Linked DNA regions of Homo sapiens: regions 2, 3 and 4 are each linked to region 1. A link is a contact called in ENCODE Hi-C or POLR2A ChIA-PET data. All regions are on one chromosome and are shown on one strand. Each heading gives the region's core, a stretch centred on a gene start or an enhancer-like site at or near the end of the contact. The rest is flanking DNA. Distances are from core to core; before and after follow the strand shown. Region 1 holds the start of VAPA (VAMP associated protein A). Region 2 holds the start of PTPN2 (protein tyrosine phosphatase non-receptor type 2). Region 3 holds the start of CEP76 (centrosomal protein 76). Region 4 holds the start of AFG3L2 (AFG3 like matrix AAA peptidase subunit 2).

Region 1 (3,215 bases), core at 411-2,910:
ACAAAGCTTCCACAATGTGGAAAAGGACCCAAGCAGGCTGCCCCTGCAGGCTGGGGTGGCCAGTTTTTATTGGCTTATTTGTCCCTGCCCATGCCCTGCTGATTGGTCCATTTTACAGAGTGCTGATTGGTCCATTTTACAAACCTCTAGCTACCTACAGAGTGCTGATAGGTGCGTTTTTACAGAGCACTGATTGGTGCATTTTACAAAACTCTAGCTAGCTACAGAGTGCTGATTGGTGCATTTTACAATCCTCTTGTAAGAAAAGTTCTCCAAGTCCCCACCCAACCCAGAAATCCAGCTGGCTTCACCTCTCACTCCCAGGAATTTCAGGGCTGAAAACACATTCCTCGTGGGTGGCACAATCTTCTGTGAATGCCAGGCTAGCAATTCCAGCAGGCTGTTCCTGGATGGACCCTAATACCTGGATCGCACATGAAAACTTGGATTTGGTGCCTACTTCTAGACTGCTGTTTCGTCTCGTTTATTTTCTAGACAAACTGTGCTGCTCCATGGCAGTAGCATCAATATGTCTTTTGTTTCGTGGCGCTACCTAGGGATTTAAATTCAAACCGTATCACAAAATACAATAAAGGTTTATTTACAGCACATTGGTTTCATTTGACGTTCCTGTACCGGACTACCCTGGCAATCGGCTAAAGTTTTGTCAGCAAGTTTGCTGCTGGGATTTTTCTTATTTGGTTCAGTTTACTACAGCCTATCGTAAGTGATGCAGATGGAGTTAGTTTCTAACATGTGAACGTGAGAACTGTTTTGGTTTGGGTCCATCATTAAAACTGAAGAAGATTATTTGGGTTCGATGGTGTAGATTTTTGACTTTTATTTCTAGTTTCTGTGTGCTTTGTCATATTTCCCCTTGCTTCCTAGACGAGGTGTGTTTCCTTATCTGATTTTGCATCACTGGAGAGAACTCAGGAAGCAGGAGAGGCTGAATTGGATACCACGGGGAATGCAGCCCTGCCAACAGAGGACTGGATAGAATTAGAGCAAACGGACACATCCCCCCACGCCTGTTCTCCACAGGGCAGATTTTATTAATATATTTCTAACATTGGGGCCTCGTTTCAGTCTTCAAGTTTTTTCTTTTTTAGCGCAAACTAGACGCGCTCTGAGAGCCAAAATTAGCGTCCGCGAACCCCACCCCATTGCCTCCAACAGACCTAGCTCTCCTTTCCACCCTCAAACAGCCGTTACTACAGTTCCCAGCAAGCACCGCGCAGGGCCGCAAAGGGCCAGGCCCTCGGCGAAGGCCCCGCCCCGCAGGGGGCATGCCGGGAGTTGTAGTGAGTGGGCGCTTCCCTACTACTACTTGTCCCTTCCACTGGGCATTCCCACTTGGAAGAGTGTGATGCGCTGCCAGAGCAGTTTCTCTAGTTCCGTACTCGGAGCTCAAGGTGACAGAGGACTGCGCTTCCAGCCCTGCGCTGCGCATCGCGTCGGTCCCGCGGACCTTTGCCCCGCCTCCTTCCACACCCGTTCCCTTGACAGCTGGGCTGCGCTCCGGGCCGCGGCAAGCCGCGAGCGCGCAGGCGCAGCAGCCCCGCGCCGCGCTAGGCCGGCCTGGAGGGCGGGACAAGCGCTAGAAGCTCCCGGCCGGGGGCGCGCACGTAGGCACGCAGAGGCCGTCACGTGGGTCGCCGAGGCTCGCAAGTGCGCGTGGCCGTGGCGGCTGGTGTGGGGTTGAGTCAGTTGTGGGACCCGGAGCTGCTGACCCAGCGGGTGGCCCACCGAACCGGTGACACAGCGGCAGGCGTTAGGGCTCGGGAGCCGCGAGCCTGGCCTCGTCCTAGAGCTCGGCCGAGCCGTCGCCGCCGTCGTCCCCCGCCCCCAGTCAGCAAACCGCCGCCGCGGGCGCGCCCCCGCTCTGCGCTGTCTCTCCGATGGCGTCCGCCTCAGGGGCCATGGCGAAGCACGAGCAGATCCTGGTCCTCGATCCGCCCACAGACCTCAAATTCAAAGGTAGGCAGAACGGGGACACCCCCGGGTGGGGTGGGGCGCGCGGACCGCTGGCTGTCGGCGGGGGGGCGCGGAGGGCACGTCCGCGGCCCTGGCCCGAGGGAGCGCCCCCTCCCCCACGCCCCGGCGCCTTCCCTTTCCCGGCTGCTTTCTTGCCGCCACCTCGGCCGGCCTGCCCCTTGCTCCGGCCCGCTTCATCCCCTCCCGCCCGCCCTCGCTGCGGTGCGCGCGCCGGCCGGGGCGAGGCGGAGGGGAGCCCGGCCCTGGCGCCGCCGCCGCCGCCATCTTGCGGTCCCGCGGGGGCGCCTCCTGGGCGTCCGGTCCCGCCCGCGCCGCGGTCCGCCTGGGCCCGCGTCCTTGGCCCCAGAGGCCGACGGCGTGCTTCGGCGGGGCGTGGGCGGCTGGGCACCCGAGGGCGTGCGCTCTGGGCTGCGGCGGGGAGTGGGCTCTGGAGGTGGCGCAAGCTGCGTCTGTCGCCCGCTCCCGGCTGTCAGCGGCGCGGGGAGGCTAGGGCACGGCGCGGGACCCCTTGGGAGTGAGAGCCGCCCCCCGACCCCTGCCCCGGCCCGGGGAGAGCTCGCTGCAGCCGGCCCTCGGGTTCCGCGGAGGGCGTCGCTTGTCACCTTTCCGCCAGGTTTAGAACTCGGCCGTCAGGTGTAGGACGCGCCGGGGAGGTGGAGAGTCCTTGGAGGTGCCTGGCGAGGGCTGCCCGGTGCTGTTGGCACGGACCCAGGTGCGTGCGGGCAGGAGCGATGCGTCAGCCGCAAACGGAGAGTTGTAGGTTCATAGTAGCGGGGCTTCCTGCCTTCTACGACATTTCAGTGTGCCACCCGCGTGCTTTTATTTAGCCCTTTAGTTGAGCTCCTCTGCTGAGAAACCTTCAGTGCGTGTGACTTTTTTGCTTTTACGTTTGCGGTTTCCGACAGATCCTGAGAAGGCTGATAAGGTGTCACCCAGCTCTGGAACTTTGTAGGTTTTTGTAGTACTGCCTGTGATAAGTTTTTTAGTCTGACTTGGTGATCCTGGAAGAATCCCAGGGGCTTTTGGTCGGTTTCCTTGTCAATATGTAGTGTACTTTAGGAAAGAGAGTTAAAATGTACAGATTTTTATTTTTTTTCTTTGTTTTTAAGGAATACTGAAAGAGTGTGAACATCTAATAGAAAGTAGGTTCCTTCCTATCTTTAGTTAAGTGTAAAGTGAGTCCCGTTTTGGAAGTCTATGTCTTGTATTTCAATTGT
Region 2 (3,215 bases), core at 370-2,869, 3.0 Mb after region 1:
GAAGATTCCTACCAGAATTTGCGTTTCAGATTGTCTATAATTGGAAGAGTCCTTACCAGCATTCTTTAAAACTTAGATCCCTATTCTAACATACTCTGTATCATGGGAATCAGAATATTTATACTTCCCACTAATGTGTTCAAGAAGAAAACGTTACTTTCTGAACACATTTTTCACTGCCATCTAATTAAATGGAAAGGGGAAAAACCCAGGATCATCCATTTACAGGAAAGCCCGTCTTTTACTTTACACAGAGAGAACCAAACATCAGAAGCAGCATTAACTTAACCGTCACCAAATTCAATCTTGGGAATAATACGACAAGGATTAAACGAAGGGGAAAGCAGTTACATCATTTTAAAAGAGATAAAGTTTTGTTTGAATTAAAAGGTAGTCTAGTTGACATAAAAAAAGCGAATCACAGGTGTTTATACTACATATTGCATCTATGTGAGCTGAACAGGCACGATTAGGGCGATAGGCATCGGAACACCGTGCCCCCGGGGAGGGGATGAGGGCACTTTCTCAGGGCAAGGAAAGGCTATTTTGATTTGAGGGGGCTTGCAAGAGGGGATTCATTTGTGACACCCGTCTGGGAGCACACATGAAAGCTGCGTTTCACTGTAGGGAAAGTATACCTCAGTAAGGAAAACTATAAAGAGAATGACACGCTATCACTGGACGAACACAAGCAAAGCCTCTTTCGTTCCGGGAAGGTTCTATGGGGGCCGAACCCACGCTGGGCGCTGCTGGGCCACGGGGGAAAATGAAGACGGAGGGTCCCGAGAGCGCTGCCCTCGCCAGAGGCCACGAGCCACCCCCAACCACCGCGGCTCCGCCAGGAGAGCGAGCTTCGCCTCGCAGAGGGCTGCGGCGGCCGGCCCGGCGCCCAGAGCGGCCTGCTCCCACAGGTCCTGCGCGGGCGCCAGCTGGACCCGGACGCCGCGGCCCGGCTCGCCCGCCCCCGCCCTCACCGCTCCCGGGGACGCCAGCTGCCCACCCGGCCACAAAACACCCGGCCAGAGAAAGAGCTGTCCGCGAGCAAGAACCAAGCACAGCGGCGTGGGAGCTACGGCGAAGCTGCGGCCCGGGGGCGCGCGCCCGAGCGCCCCCACGGCTTTCCCAAGGACCCCCAGACCCGGGCCGCGCAACGCTGGTGGCGCATCCACGCGCTCCCCAAGAAGCCGCTGTGGCACCGCCCTCCAGAACTAACTGCGCTTGCGCTAACCATGAGCTGCTCAGCTCAAGTATGCTTTTTTTTTTTTTTTTTTTAAACCAAAAGGAGCAAGAGAGCGGTCAGCGCAGGCGCGCCCCTGACGCGGACCGCGCCGCCACTTCCGCCCCGAGCGAGAGGCTAGAGGCGAGAGGCGGGGGAGGCGGGAGGGACCCTGCGGACAGGGCACGAGTCCGGGTCTCGGAGGAGGTCGGCGACTGCCGCGTGGGTCCGCGACTCACCAAGTACAGCGGCTGCCAGCGACGCTGAGTATCCAACTCTTCGAACTCCCGCTCGATGGTGGTGGGCATGGCTGCGGGAGCGAGCTGGCGCGAGCAGAGCCTGCGCCGGCGGAGAGGCTCAGGCCCCGCACGATCCGGGGAGAGCGCTGGCGCTGCGGCGCATGCGCGCTGCGCGCCGCGCCCCGCCCCCACGCCAAGCCCTGTCGGCCGTGGGGAAAGTACCTGGAGCGTCGGACGTCAGCGCGCAGACTCGGCGCCCGAGCGCGGCGCGAAGTCGGCGGCGGGGCGGGGCGGGGCGCTCGGGGGGCGGGGCTCGGGGTGCCCAGGTGGGAGGGGGCGGGGCCAGGGGACCACCCGGCGGCCGTGGTCCCTGCGCGCGGCACGAGGTGAGCCGCCCCTTGGGCTTGCGTCTTCCGACAAGAGAGAGGCGGTGGTCCGTGGGTAGCGCGGGGTTACTGGAATGGGACTCCCTGAGGAAGTCCCCTGAGAAGTCGCCGGCACGCTCCGCCTTCCTTCTTGCTTCCCATTTCTCGTTTTCTTCTCAGCCTTCATAGTTTTTTAAAGTGCTGTATTTGAATATTATTTTAAACATCATCTAGGTCAGATTAGCGGCCTGTGACCAACTTGGAAACAAATTCCTCATTCTTTTCTGCCCTGGTGTCAGCTCCTGTAAGCCTGCAGATTTTATGCCAAATAAACCGCTGGAGCAAAAGGAAAGGCAGCCAGCCTCTCCCGGAATTTGGGAGAGGGATACCTTGTTAAGAAAACGTTCTACAACTTACGAATTAGATTTAACTGTAAAAAATAGCACGTCCTCTTTTACCAAACAAACGTACTAGTTAGGGAAATCATCTTGCTTCAGATTTAAGATAGTTCTTTTTTAGTGCTTGTAATATCCTGCTATATAATCTTCATAAGAAACGTGAAGGGTTAGGAAAGGTTTAGCCGTGCTGTCCAGTATTGGGATTTAAATTTTAAATATTAACTTAATTCCTCAGTGGCACCAGCCACATTTCAGGTGTGCCATAACCATGTATGGCTAGTGGCTGCTATGTGGCAAAGTACATATGTAGAACGTTTCTATCATCGAAGACAGTTCTTTTGGACAGAGCCGGCCGAGAGGATTACAATACTTGGGGCAGAAAAGTGTCCTTAATCACATAAAATAATGAAAACCCTAGCCAGAAAAAAAAAAAAAAAAGTTGGCTACGGAAGCTAGAAGAAATCGTATTAACAAAAAAGCAGTCAGCAAGCTTTCTACTTACATAGTATGATTTAGAGATACAGGAAAGCTTCCCCCGAAAGACCCCACAATGTCTAATGGTCCTTGGTTCTGAAATTCTGTCATTGAATCTGATTATTTTGATTAAAGGCATGGTATCTCCCAGAATATCCTGTGAATGTTCGCATTAGTCTGCTCATCAGATTGCTTTCCAACCAAAAAATACTGTGTTCTACAAAGGAGGAGCATCTTTATCTCAAAGCAGCAGTTCTTATCGCCAAGTATTCAGCATCTCTTTGGAATTCATTTGTCAGCCTCTCTGGTTCCGGGAGCTGTATTTGCCTATCTTAGTTTGCTGAGTGCAGCGAAGAATCTAGAACAGTGGTTCTCACACCAGCATCATTTGCATCCAGTGTGAGCTTCTTTGAAATGCAAATTTGAAGGCCTCACCCCAAACTACTGAATCAGAATCTCTGGTGTTGGGGCCCCAGGAGACTACTTAAGCAAGCTCTCCTGGGGATGCCTGTGCCCCCCCAGA
Region 3 (3,215 bases), core at 459-2,958, 2.8 Mb after region 1:
TTTGATCAAATCTTCTGTTGATAAATGCTGTTGATCAGGTGCCAATTCTTCCCGTATAGTCTCAGCAAGGATTTCTCTTATTCTACCATGGACATCCATCTATGTAGAAAACTCATATTACAATTTATAACATCACAAAGCAGTCAAATACTGCTTCTGAAGTTTTAAGGTTCTCCAGCTAACAGTAAATGCACAATTGTTACCACAATTGAATGGGAACAAAGGTAAGCTTTTAAAGAATGAATCTTTTGAGTACAAATTCTAGAAATAGTCTCCACTGGTTATCTGGCACCTTTGTTACCATTTCTCCACAAACAACACTCAACCAAAAGGAATCTTCTGAGAGGGAGTATAGTATAATCAGAAGAACACGGACTGGGAGTAGGCAGATCAAAGTATGATCTTATTACTTTCATACTTTGATCTGCCTAATGATAAGGGAATCTTACCAGCTTTCAACTTAGTAGATGTGTAACCTCAAGCCAACTTATTTACCCTTTATAAATCTGTTTCGTCACCGATAAGAATGGAAAAACCTAGTGTAGTGCCCTCTCACGATAGTGTTGTGAGGATTAAAGATACTAGACAGCACAAAGCCTGGCACACAAGGGCACCATAAATGGTCGCTTTTATCACTTCAGCATCTTGCACTCAGTCGAGCGAGCGCTGCAGAAACTGGAGGTTCTTCTGGAGCTCCGAAATATTAACAAATTCCGTCATTACAAACCCTTTAGTAACTTCTCTTCCATGACTTATTTGAGAATTGCTGATTGAAGCTCCTGGTTCAACTTCGCTGATACCCACATGTTTCAGCGGTAAAGAAACCCTGATATCTGCCGGGCGCGGAGGCTCACGCCTGTAATCCCAGCACTTTAGGAGGCCGAGGCGGCCGGATCACGAAGTCAGGAGTTCGGGACCAGCCACACCAACATGGTGAAACCGTCTCTACTAAAAATACAAAAATTAGCCGAGCGTGGTGGCGCGCGCCTGTAATCCCAGCTACTCGGGAGGCTGAGGCGGAGAATCGCTTAAACCTGGGAGGCGGAGGTTGCAGTGAGCCGAGATCGTGCCACTGCACTCCAGCCTGGGCAACAGAGAGACTCCGTCTCAAGAAAGAAAAAAAACCTGATATCTTACAGCAGAATATAAACCTCCAAATACAACTTACACTCGATCCGACTTCCAGAAGTCGCTCGCTAAGCGCTTCATTCTCACGGCCGTCCTAAAACGCCAAGACCGCTCGTTCTATCGCCCCAGACTCTTGCTAGCACCTGCTCGGCTCGTTTTCTTTCTCGGAGACGAGGACGCTCTCCTGCCTCAAACTCAAAGCTCTGCCTACTCTGCGTTGCGCACCCCACAATCCTCGCTACAGTCCCGGCAAGCAGATGCCGCTGTCGGCCCGGGGCCGCCGGGCAGGAGGGAAAGGTTATGGGTCGGCCCGGCGGTCTCTCCCAGCACCCGCGACTCTCACCTTGCTCAGCTGCTGGTGGATGAGCTGCTTCAGCTCGGAGGCTTTCTCCGGAGGCAGCGACATGCTGGCAGCCGGCGTCTCCCCGCCGCTTCTCCCCGCCTCAGATGCCCTAACTGCGCGGCCCCGGCCGGGCCAGGGAGCGTTAGGAGCGACTGGAGCACAAAGCGCCGCAGCCGTTCGCCTAGCGCAGCTCCCGGGGGACGCAACGCCGCGTCAGGCCGGGGGCTGACCTGGAAATGAGGCCCCGGCGGCGGCGGCGCCAACTGTTTTCAAACAGTGGCGGACAAACAGGGCTTGGGGCTGGCCCGCACGCTGCCTGATCGTTTCCGCCCGCCGCTCCACCTCCCCGCGGGCCCCGCACCCCGAGACCTCAGCGCACCCCATCGCCTTGCTTGCCAGGGTCTCCGAAAGCGCTGCTGGCCCCTCTTCGCGGCCACCCGGCGGCCTCTTTCCGCCCTCTGAACCGGCAGTTAGCTGGACGGGCCTCAAGGGCCCGGCGCCCAGGGACTCAAAGGACCCTCCCGCGCCCCGCGAGGCTCCGGGGTCTCGGGCTTCCGCCTTCTTGCTGCCCTCGTTCTTGCCAGGGCCGCGGTTAGTCCCTGCTGGCCACCCCACTGCGACCATGTTCGTTCCCTGCGGGGAGTCGGCCCCCGACCTTGCCGGCTTCACCCTCCTAATGGTGAGTCTCCATTTGCGCTCGGGGCTGCCGCCTCCCGAGGCCCCTGCGGTGTCGCCACCCCGACGCGGGGTGTTTGGCGGTGCCTTGGGAGAAATAGGGCACTAGTTTCTATTTCATGTTTTCGGCCGGAAAAAACAGGGAGGTTGTAGCCGGAGGCAGCCGTCCAAACAGAACCTTTGTCGGCTGTAAAACCAAACGTAGTCAAGTCTACAATTTGTAGTCTCTGTTTCCTGTAAAACGTGATGTGTTCGTACGTTCTAGATACACTGTACTTATGTTTTGCAGGGCATCCTTCAGTTTTATCCTAGAAAGTCTTTCTACGACTAGTTTTAGAATTAGTCTTAAGCTAGCATATTATCGTTGTTAACCGGAGAACTACTGATAGGGCAATAAACATTAACTCTTGCCGGTAGTTAGCGCAGTTTTATCGCTCTTTATATTCATTCATTGTTTTAATAAAGTCTGTTATGTGCGAGTATTAGAATAAGACTAGGTGCGTGCCCTCAAAGAATTTACACTGTAGTTGGAAACATGTAATCTAAGAGCAATAAATGCTAGGCTAGAAGCTTGAAAGGGTATAGAAAGGTCCTGAGATAATTGGGAGGGGAGGGACAGATGGCTTGTTAAGAAAGGCTTTATAGAGAAAGTAGTATGCAAAAGATGGAGGGCCCGTGGGCTGGGAGTAGGGGAAAGTAGGCGTTTCAGAAAGATGGATGTCTAAAACAGAGTCAGTAAGCAGGGGGACTTGAAGACTGCCAAGAATTTGGAATGACACATTGAGAGAGAATAGGCTGTAGGCCCTGTGAACCCAGAAGGCACCATTGGAAAATGCACTGTTTGGAGTGGTATAAGGCTGGAGAGAGCTGGAAGTGTCATCCTTATTCATTACATATAAAACACACAGCCCCAGAGAAGAGTGTTTCAAAAAGGAGGGAGTGGCCATGTCAAAAGTAGCCCAGAGATGTGTAAGGTGAAGAAAGTGTATGTTTGGATTTAGCGACATGTTAATGATGGTCACCTGGACAAACAGTTACCAGTGAAGTGGTGAAGAGGAAAGCCATATTG
Region 4 (3,215 bases), core at 363-2,862, 2.5 Mb after region 1:
GGCTCACTGCCAGCTCCACCGCCCAGGTTCACGCCATTCCCCTGCCTCAGTCTCCCGAGCAGCTGGGACTACAGGCGCCCGCCACCACGCCCGGCTAATTTTTTGTATTTTTAGTAGAGATGGGGTTTCACCGTGTTAGCCAGGATGATCTCGATTTTCTGACCTCGTGATCCACCCGCCTGCTGGGATTACAGCCGTGAGCTACCGCGCCTGGCCTCTCCAGAAACTTTTTAAAAATCAACCACGGTGCTGTAGTCCCAGATACTCCGGAGGCTGAGGCGGGAGGATCGCTTGAGTTTGGGGCTGCAGTGAGCTGTGTTTGCGCCGCTGCACTCCGGCCTGGGCGAAGAAGCAAAACCCCGTCTCTTAAAAAATAAAAATAAAAATAAAAATCGTAGATCGGAGGGTCTGCTACCCTACCCAAGCTGGTTTCCAACTCCTGGAGTCAAGCGATTCTCCCGCCTCGGCCTCCCTAAGTGCTGGGATCGCAGGCGTGAGCCCCGGCACTAGCCTATCTCCCCTTACAGTGAAGACGTTGAGCTGACTACAAGGGCGCTGGGATAGCAGGAGGCCAAGCCAGGTTCCCGTGGCCGACCCGGGGACCTCAACCACCACCCGTACACCAGTGCAAGGCTGAGGAACCGTGTCACTTAAACAGTGAGAGCGACTATTCGACACGTGAACCTTTCATTGAGACTGATCACGGCCATGGTTCTGTCAACACTCTATCATTATGTCAGAAACACGTATCAGGTCCCGTGTGTGTATCTAGAGGGATGGCTACCAACAGAGAAAGAGCCTCCTGCTGAGAGCAGGCCCTGATATGCAACGAACACAGAGTCCCTGCTATGAAAAGGTGACATTCTTAATAATAATAGCTAATACTGCCAGTCCTGGAATGCCCGCAATGGCCCCATTCAACAGACGGGAACACGGAGACTCGGAGAGGTTAGGCAGCCCGACTCCAAAACCCGTCCTTGCGACTACATCGTGCTCGTGCTGCTGACTCAAAATTACAGACGCCTTCGTTCCGTGCTCCGGGGACACGAAAGCGGGGACAAGGACGGCCACCAAGCCAACATGACCTTCGAGGCTTCAACCGCCCCGGTGAAGCGCGAAAACCCGGCTCTACTGAAGCTGCGCGTTTTCAAAACTTGAATCCCACAGGCAGGGCTGAGCGCGAATCGGCGCTCCCGGGGCCGGCTGAGAGACAGCGCAGGGCGCCCAGGCCCTCGGCAGGGACGGCCCGCGTGCGGCCGGAGGGCGGGGGCCAGTGACCTTGACGTCCGCTCTCCCGAGCCGGAAGTGGGCCCGAGGCAGGGTGGAGGGCGCCGGGCGCCCAGGTAGGACTCACCGTCCGGAGGCAGGGCTGCTCGCCCGGGCCCACGCCGCCAGGCACGAGGAGCTGCTGTAGGCCGCGGGGCCAGCAGCCGCCCCGGCCCCACAGCCGCAAACAGCGGTGCGCCATGGCCGCCGCCGTGGCCCTCTCGGCCCGGGACGCTGCGCAGGCGCGGGCAGGCGACGACTGGCGGCCTCGGGAAGCGGGCTCGGCTCGGGGAAAGGCCGCCAGGCAGCGAAGCGCGCCGGCGGCTCACGGAGGAGCCCAAGCTCTCAACGCGGCGTCTCCTGCCGCCAGCCCCGCCCCGGCGCGCTGACGTCGGCGTCTCCTCTCCGAGGCCCGCCGCGACCTCCGCCAGTGCAGAAGACAGGACCAAATGGGAGGAGCATGGGGGCGGGACCGGAGGCGGGGGCCGACGGAGCAGCGTTGGGGGCGCGGCAGGAGGCGGGGCCGAGAAGGACCCTGGAGGGCAAGGGGGAGCTAGAGGCGGGGACCGGGCCGAGGGAGGACTCGGGAGGGCGAGCGAGAGCTGGGGGCGGGGCTGATGGCGCACGTGGGGGGCGTGGCTGGAGGTGGGGCCGAGGAAGGACTAGGAGAGCGAGCAGGAGCTGGAGGCGGGGCCGACGGAGGGGTGTGGGGGGCGTGGCTGGAGGCGGGGACTAAGGGGAGACGCGTGACTGGGATCCTGGGCTTCCGAGCCTGGGCAGCCGGGTGGGCCAGCCAGTAGGAGCGAGGGGGAAGTAGCGAAGGCCCCAGCGGCGGCAGATGGAAGGACCCTCCGAGCGCCAGCTGAGTCATGGGGTGGTGCTAGGCTCTGGAGACACCGAAGCACACATTCCTGACCCCTGGGAGGGCGATGCGAAGATTCACAAGCAGCAGGGAATGTTGGGGCTGTGCCGTGCAGCCTGCGCTCTAGGAACCCTGTCGGGGAACTGGTTCTCGGAGAGCAAGTCGAGTCTTCCAGGTAGTGGAAACTACACATTGTTTCCTGTACCGTGACAGCGGAGGAAAAAGGAGAGGTCTTTGAACTGAGGTGGGGGACTTGGGGGTTTTTCTGAGACGGGCTCTCGCTCTGTCGCCCAGGCTGGCGACGCTGGACCTCAGGCAAAGGACAGTAATCCTTGAGAGACAGGAGACAAAACCAGGTGAGTCCTGTGATTACCCCAGTGGCAGTAAAACAATAACAAAAAGATATACCAGATACACCATCATACCATGCTCACACAAAAGAAAACTGAGTAGACAAATAGATTTTAGGGCAAGGAAATTCCAAAGAAAATTAATTGCAGGGAAAAGAATATCACTAAGGATGAAGAGGATCGGGTTTCTTTTCCAGAGACAGGGTCTCAGTCTGTCACTTAGGCTGGAATGCCATGGTGCAATCGTAGCTCACTGCAGCCTCTAACTCCTGGGCTCAAGGGATCCTCCTGCCTCAGCCTCCCAAGTAGCTGGGACCACACACGCTCGACCACACTCGACTTTTTTTATTTTGTGTAGAGTTGAAGTCTCACTTTGTTGCCCAGGCTAGTCTCAAACTCCTGGCTTTAAGCAATCCTCCTGACTCAGCCTCCCAAAGTGCTGGGATTACAGATGTGAGCCACCCACATCTGGCCAAGAGAATTATTATTATTATTATTATTATTATTATTATTATTATAAAGGGGTCAGTTCATCAGTAGGACATAACAACCCTAAACATCTTTGTTCCCATTAACAGAAGCTTAAAATACATGGAGCAAAGACTGACAGAACCACAACTTCCAATTATATTTGGAGATTTCAAATCCTTCTTTTGATAATTGACAGAACAATTAGACAGGAAAATAGTAAGTATATAGAAGACTTAAACACAACCAACTAAATCAAATAGACATTT

The links. A loop is a pair of places that touch in the nucleus more often than their neighbours do. ChIA-PET counts read pairs that join two places held with the same protein, here RNA polymerase II (POLR2A). Pooled maps may share reads with other maps.
Region 2: a map of CD8-positive, alpha-beta T cell shows a loop between it and region 1 (9-fold over the local background). The contact joins the promoter of PTPN2 here to the promoter of VAPA in region 1. A Hi-C loop is called at or near these places in 3 of 168 maps with a recorded cell type or tissue (CD4-positive, alpha-beta T cell, CD4-positive, alpha-beta memory T cell and CD8-positive, alpha-beta T cell) and 11 of 50 pooled maps.
Region 3: a loop to region 1 is called in a map of CD8-positive, alpha-beta T cell, with 10 times the contacts of the local background. The contact joins the promoter of CEP76 here to the promoter of VAPA in region 1. A Hi-C loop is called at or near these places in 3 of 168 maps with a recorded cell type or tissue (CD8-positive, alpha-beta T cell and naive thymus-derived CD4-positive, alpha-beta T cell) and 8 of 50 pooled maps.
Region 4: a loop to region 1 is called in a map of CD8-positive, alpha-beta T cell, with 22 times the contacts of the local background. The contact joins the promoter of AFG3L2 here to the promoter of VAPA in region 1. A Hi-C loop is called at or near these places in 6 of 168 maps with a recorded cell type or tissue (B cell, CD4-positive, alpha-beta T cell, CD4-positive, alpha-beta memory T cell and 2 more), 1 of 37 single-sample maps with no recorded cell type and 13 of 50 pooled maps. POLR2A ChIA-PET finds 5 or more read pairs at or near these places in 3 of 52 experiments (CD4-positive, alpha-beta T cell, CD8-positive, alpha-beta T cell and naive thymus-derived CD4-positive, alpha-beta T cell).

Annotation. Positions count from the first base shown.
Region 1 is chr18:9,912,356-9,915,570 of GRCh38, forward strand. It overlaps VAPA (VAMP associated protein A), which reads left to right and starts at 1,661. Exons shown (of 6, transcript NM_194434.3): 1 at 1,661-1,980. The coding sequence starts at 1,902. It overlaps LOC124904245 (a long non-coding RNA gene), which reads right to left and starts at 1,593. Exons shown (of 2, transcript XR_007066284.1): 1 at 1,357-1,593; 2 at 578-978. RefSeq lists silencers at 1,596-1,645, 1,856-2,645 and an enhancer at 2,163-2,780.
Region 2 is chr18:12,882,618-12,885,832 of GRCh38, forward strand. It overlaps PTPN2 (protein tyrosine phosphatase non-receptor type 2), which reads right to left and starts at 1,620. Exons shown (of 9, transcript NM_002828.4): 1 at 1,456-1,620. The coding sequence starts at 1,524. RefSeq lists silencers at 823-1,162, 1,543-1,832, 3,192-3,215.
Region 3 is chr18:12,701,015-12,704,229 of GRCh38, forward strand. It overlaps CEP76 (centrosomal protein 76), which reads right to left and starts at 1,709. Exons shown (of 12, transcript NM_024899.4): 1 at 1,472-1,709; 2 at 1-99. The coding sequence starts at 1,534. It overlaps PSMG2 (proteasome assembly chaperone 2), which reads left to right and starts at 2,028. Exons shown (of 7, transcript NM_020232.5): 1 at 2,028-2,150. The coding sequence starts at 2,094. RefSeq lists enhancers at 854-1,751, 1,037-1,336, 1,347-1,396.
Region 4 is chr18:12,375,615-12,378,829 of GRCh38, forward strand. It overlaps AFG3L2 (AFG3 like matrix AAA peptidase subunit 2), which reads right to left and starts at 1,613. Exons shown (of 17, transcript NM_006796.3): 1 at 1,355-1,613. The coding sequence starts at 1,468. RefSeq lists a silencer at 1,178-2,077 and enhancers at 1,850-2,381, 2,382-2,911.